Regions from separate parts of the Homo sapiens genome. Here region 2 is linked to region 1. Evidence: chromatin contacts called from ENCODE Hi-C or POLR2A ChIA-PET data. All regions are on one chromosome and are shown on one strand. The core of a region is the stretch at or near the end of the contact, and the rest is flanking DNA. Distances in the headings are between cores, read along the strand shown.

What was found. Hi-C counts contacts between places; a loop is a spot of excess contacts on that map. ChIA-PET counts read pairs that join two places held with the same protein, here RNA polymerase II (POLR2A). Pooled maps may share reads with other maps.
Region 2: a map with no recorded cell type shows a loop between it and region 1 (2.5-fold over the local background). The contact joins two enhancer-like sites. A Hi-C loop is called at or near these places in 7 of 37 single-sample maps with no recorded cell type and 4 of 50 pooled maps. POLR2A ChIA-PET finds 5 or more read pairs at or near these places in 6 of 52 experiments (A673, GM12878, H1 and 3 more).

What each region holds. Positions count from the first base shown.
Region 1 is chr7:117,790,833-117,793,597 of GRCh38, reverse strand. CTTNBP2 (cortactin binding protein 2) reads left to right here. Exons shown (of 23, transcript NM_033427.3): 4 at 817-2,470. Among named protein-coding and RNA genes, the nearest start is that of CTTNBP2, 81 kb to the left of the region's middle. Within about 2 kb of position 1,322, at least 2 of the 41 ENCODE cell types and tissues checked have a DNase peak (open chromatin) inside an H3K27ac peak, as active enhancers do.
Region 2 is chr7:117,833,728-117,836,492 of GRCh38, reverse strand. All of the region lies in intron 2 of CTTNBP2 (cortactin binding protein 2), which reads left to right. Among named protein-coding and RNA genes, the nearest start is that of CTTNBP2, 38 kb to the left of the region's middle. Within about 2 kb of position 1,330, at least 2 of the 41 ENCODE cell types and tissues checked have a DNase peak (open chromatin) inside an H3K27ac peak, as active enhancers do.

The DNA.
Region 1 (2,765 bases), core at 73-2,572:
TCCCACAGGTCACTCTTGTGCCATGCGCACATGGCTTACTGCAGGAGCGCTACGGGAAGGTGTGTGGTGGGAATCCCATGCAGAGAGAACAGCAAGGACAAAGACCCCGAGGCAGGACCATGTTTAGGAAACTCCGGGCATCCAGCGAAGCTAAGGGAGTAAGCAGGATCAAAGTAGGAGACAAGGTCAGGCTCCAGGTTCACTGACACCAAATGTAGTTCTAATAAGATCGTTCTTTAGCTCTTTAGAGTTTTCAAAGAACTTTCTTTCATATATAATTTTATATGATTTCCACAACAACTCATCATAGGAAGCTCAAAGATGTTACATTACTGAGATAGGTAATACAATTAGCAAACATGGGGGCTTAGAATTTAACTGAAGTCCTCGGTTTTCAGTACTTTTCATGATACTTTACCTCAGAGATTAATAATTTTAAAGCATTAAACCTTTTTTAAAAATATCACCAATTCCATCACAGAGCTGTGTTTTTACAAAAATAGACCTTTCTGATCCCTGTGCTGTGATTTAAAGCATCTGGTTATTGTTCTCTTTTTCTGTAGTTAACTTCAATAGACTTTAAAAATTCTCTATTGTTGTAATTTAGATGTCTTTATAAAGCCATTTACGTCTATTTTCTCATTTTAATGTGTCTTTAAAATATTTCTTATCACAACACTTTTTGAAAATGTGGCGTTTTTGCTAACCCGAGTTATGTAATTGTTAGAAAATTAATAAAAATCTCACAAAAAGCATTTCCTTGGTGAAAAGAAAATTCTGTATATTAATCAGGGTTTTCCTGTGAATTTCTTTCAGCTGGAAATGGAGAAGCTTCAGCTACAAGCCCTTGAGCAAGAGCACAAGAAGCTGGCTGCCCGCCTTGAGGAAGAGCGTGGCAAGAACAAGCAGGTGGTCCTGATGCTGGTCAAAGAGTGCAAGCAGCTCTCAGGCAAAGTCATAGAGGAGGCCCAGAAGCTCGAAGACGTAATGGCCAAACTGGAAGAGGAAAAGAAAAAGACGAATGAATTAGAAGAGGAACTCTCCGCTGAGAAACGAAGAAGCACAGAAATGGAAGCTCAGATGGAAAAACAACTCTCTGAGTTTGACACTGAGCGGGAACAGCTTCGTGCCAAGCTGAACCGGGAAGAAGCACACACCACTGACCTCAAAGAGGAGATAGACAAGATGAGGAAAATGATTGAGCAACTGAAAAGGGGAAGTGACAGCAAACCAAGCCTCTCTCTTCCACGGAAGACAAAAGATAGGCGTTTGGTTTCCATATCTGTGGGAACAGAAGGAACTGTGACAAGGTCTGTTGCATGCCAGACAGACCTAGTGACAGAAAATGCTGACCACATGAAAAAGTTGCCTTTAACCATGCCTGTAAAACCTTCCACAGGGAGTCCCCTAGTTTCTGCAAATGCAAAAGGGAGCGTGTGCACCAGTGCCACCATGGCCAGACCAGGTATTGACAGGCAGGCTTCCTATGGTGACTTGATTGGCGCTTCTGTACCCGCTTTCCCACCTCCAAGTGCAAACAAAATTGAGGAAAATGGACCAAGCACTGGCTCAACACCAGATCCAACCAGTAGCACACCCCCACTTCCCAGTAACGCTGCCCCTCCCACCGCTCAAACACCAGGCATAGCTCCTCAGAACTCGCAAGCTCCACCTATGCACAGTTTACATTCACCATGTGCCAACACCTCTTTGCATCCAGGTCTAAACCCACGAATCCAAGCAGCTAGATTTAGATTTCAGGGCAATGCTAACGACCCAGACCAAAATGGAAATACTACCCAAAGTCCTCCGTCAAGAGATGTCTCGCCTACAAGTCGTGACAACCTAGTGGCCAAACAACTAGCTCGGAATACTGTGACCCAAGCACTGTCAAGATTTACAAGCCCTCAAGCAGGTGCTCCCTCAAGGCCTGGAGTGCCCCCAACAGGGGATGTTGGCACCCACCCTCCAGTTGGTCGGACCAGTTTAAAGACTCATGGTGTAGCACGAGTTGACAGAGGAAATCCTCCTCCTATCCCTCCAAAAAAGCCAGGGCTCTCCCAAACTCCTTCTCCACCACACCCCCAACTCAAGGTTATTATAGACAGCAGCAGGGCCTCGAACACAGGGGCCAAAGTTGATAACAAAACTGTGGCTTCGACTCCTTCCAGTTTGCCACAAGGGAACAGGGTGATCAATGAGGAGAACCTTCCTAAGTCATCCTCCCCTCAGCTGCCACCAAAACCATCCATAGATTTAACTGTGGCACCTGCAGGCTGTGCCGTTTCAGCCCTGGCCACGTCTCAGGTGGGTGCCTGGCCTGCTGCAACCCCCGGACTGAACCAACCTGCATGTTCAGACAGTTCCCTTGTCATTCCTACCACCATTGCCTTTTGCTCTTCCATAAACCCCGTTAGTGCCTCATCCTGTAGACCAGGTGCCTCAGACAGCCTCCTGGTAACAGCATCAGGTAAAGGGATTGAAATGTTATACGCTTTTTAAAGAATATGGCCTCTCTTCTCACTTGCCTTGATTTTCTTCACATTGCCTTGAAACTTTTTTTTTAAATTTGATGCTTCCCCCCACCCCCATTTCTTTTCTTTCTCTCTCTTTTTTTGTATTTTTTTTAAAGGCTCCAGGGTATGGTGATTCATCTTGCTATATGAATTGCGGTTTCGCTATGCTAAGTGCTTTCTTCATTTAAGATAACCTGAAAGTAGTGGCTTAAAGCACATGGAGACCATTAATTTAGAGAGACTAAAATA
Region 2 (2,765 bases), core at 81-2,580, 43 kb before region 1:
CTCTGGGTTCATGCCATTCTCCTGCCTCAGCCTCCGGAGTGGCTGGGACTACAGGCGCCCACCACCACGCCTGGCTAATTTTTTGTATTTTTAGTAGAGATAGGGTTTCGTCGTGTTAGCCAGGATGCTCTGGATCTCCTGACCTCATGATCCGCCCACCTCAGCCTCCCAAAGTGCTGGGATTACAGGCGTGAGCCACCGCTCCCAGCCACTGTCTTCAGTTTTATAAAAAGAAAAGTGGGGTGGAAGGGGACATGAAATGCTAAGAAAGTAGCAACAGTTCTCAATTTACTAATCCAAGAATGGGCTTGTGCTTCAAACTTGAAGTAGCGTGAGAAGGTGGAAACAACAGTCTTGGTAATGAAGCCTCCCCTGTCCAGTCCTCCAGCTCAGACTTAGTCTGGGTGGTAGTTCATAGGGAGATATCAATTATCCTATTCCCTCTTCTTGAAAGTGACAGAACTCGACACTTTTCCTTGTGTCAGGCAACATGGCCTGTGCTGTACGTTACTTCTTTAAGCCTTATAGTAATCCCGTGACTTAGGTATTAGTTGTAGGTATTATTACTAATATTAGGTATTATTACCTAGTTTACACATGAGAAACTGAGGCTTAGAGTGGTTAGCAACTTGGCAGAGATCACAGAGCTAGGAACTTTAGAGCCAAAACTCAAATCTAGGCAGTTGAAAACCAGAGCCCCCGTTGTGGACTGAATTATGTGGCTCTGCATCCTTATAATCTCCAGTCTCTTTCCAGATGCACGACCAGACCCTCTGGCTTTAATCAAGACGAATGCGTGTTGAAAACTTTAAACAAATTAAATTTAACAATTCAATTGAGCAAAGAATGATTCTCAAATTGGACAGCCCCTGAACCAGTATAGGTTTGGTAGAACTCCAGAGTGGCCACATGGTCGATAACATTTATGGACAGAAAAAGGAAAGTGACTAGAGAGAGAAAAGGGAAGTGAGGGAAACAGCTGGATAGGTTACAGCTGAGTGTTTGCCTTGTTTGAATCTGCTTCTAACTGTTGACCCCCTGTGGTTGACTGAAGTTTGGCTGCTGTGATTGGCTGAGCCTTGGCTACTTGTTAGAAAAGTAGGTTCCAGTCTGTTTACACATTAAGTTGGGTCACAGTTCACTACATACAGAGAAACCTTTAGGCTGAACTTAAAACATATAAGATGTCAGCTTTGGTCTAAACTTAATTAAACATGAATTAGTGTGCATATCTTTCATGTGGACAAGACACACTGATAATTCACCATGCCATCCTTAGGGCTCAGAGAGAGACTCATTCCTATTTCTGCAAACACTTTTAAACTGCAACTTCAGCCGTCCCCTGTGGGAGGCTTAGTGTTGAGAGCATCCATTCATGTGTGGCAGCTGAGCTGCTCAGGTTTAGAATTCCACCTACGGAGGTGTGCACTGCAAGCTGTTTTTGCTTTTATTGACGCTGGCAATTATCTGAAGAGTTTAGGAAAATTGGAACACTGCTGCATCATTTTGAGGCATTTCCAAGAGGCAACTCTAAGTAAACAAATGAAACCTGAAGCAATTTTCCTGTGTAGCTTTTGAAGGGCCAGAATTATTTTGTTTTGAGTAAGTAAACCCAACCTAGCACCTTCGGTGTGGACTAAAGAATTAGTACATGCATTTCTATCCCTATGTTTAAACAAAATAGAATAAATTATAAAATCTCATCACTTCTTGAAAGCAATATTGAATGTTCTAAATAAGATTTCTCTTAATGTAAAATGGAGAAGTTTATGACTCGCACTAAAAAGTAAAGTGTGTTCATTTATCAATACTAAAAGTATTAGAGTACTTTTAAAAATGAGTTAGGTACATATTCTTTTCTTTATGTATTTACTAGAATTCTAACAATTTAGGATTTAAATACTAAACTGACGTTCTTGAGAATGAAGAAAGATTAGTTTGTTTAGATCTGCACTTTCCCATCATTTCCTAACTGGGGTGAGTGGTAAAGGAGTCATAAATAGGGAAAAAAAGGATATTAGCATAAGTTCTCAGTTCAGAGTCAGATTGTCTTCTCTGTTTGTTGCAGGTATTGTATTGCAAATTCCAAAATTGTATCACATACCCTTAGTCAAATATACATATGAAAATACATTCCAGCCCTGGCATGGTGGCTCACACCTGTAATCCCAGCACTTTGGGAGGCCAAGGCAGATGGATCACCTGAGGTCAGGAGTTTGAGACCAGCCTGACCAAAAAGGTGAAACCCTGTCTCTACTAAAAATACAAAAATTAGCCAGGTGTGGTAGCAGGTGCCTGTAGTCCCAGCTACTTTGGAGACTGAGACAGGAGAATTGGTTGAATTCAGGAGGTGGAGGTTGCAGTGAGCCAAGATTGTGCCACTGCACTCCAGCCTGGGCAGCAATGGAGTAAAACTACATTTCAAAAAAAAAAAAGAAGAAAGAAAAAAGAAAATATGTTCCAAAGTGAATATATTTTACTAGCTAAGCCACCATTAAGATGTTGTCTGTCTATGTATATATTTTTTAAAGGACTGTGAGTAAGCAGCATCTAAGGTTATTACTGATTAACATTTTTTTCTTTCAGCTGAGAAATTCTTAATTGAGAATCTCTATTTCAAAGCAGCAAGGCTGATCATTAAGTACTAACTCAATACTGGCATTAGCAATGGACACTTAAACTAATTGAAGAATTCATTGAGTGCTTGTTGTGTACTAGGTAAAGTGCTCACAATAAACATGAGTATGGCTTGGTCTCTTTCTTGT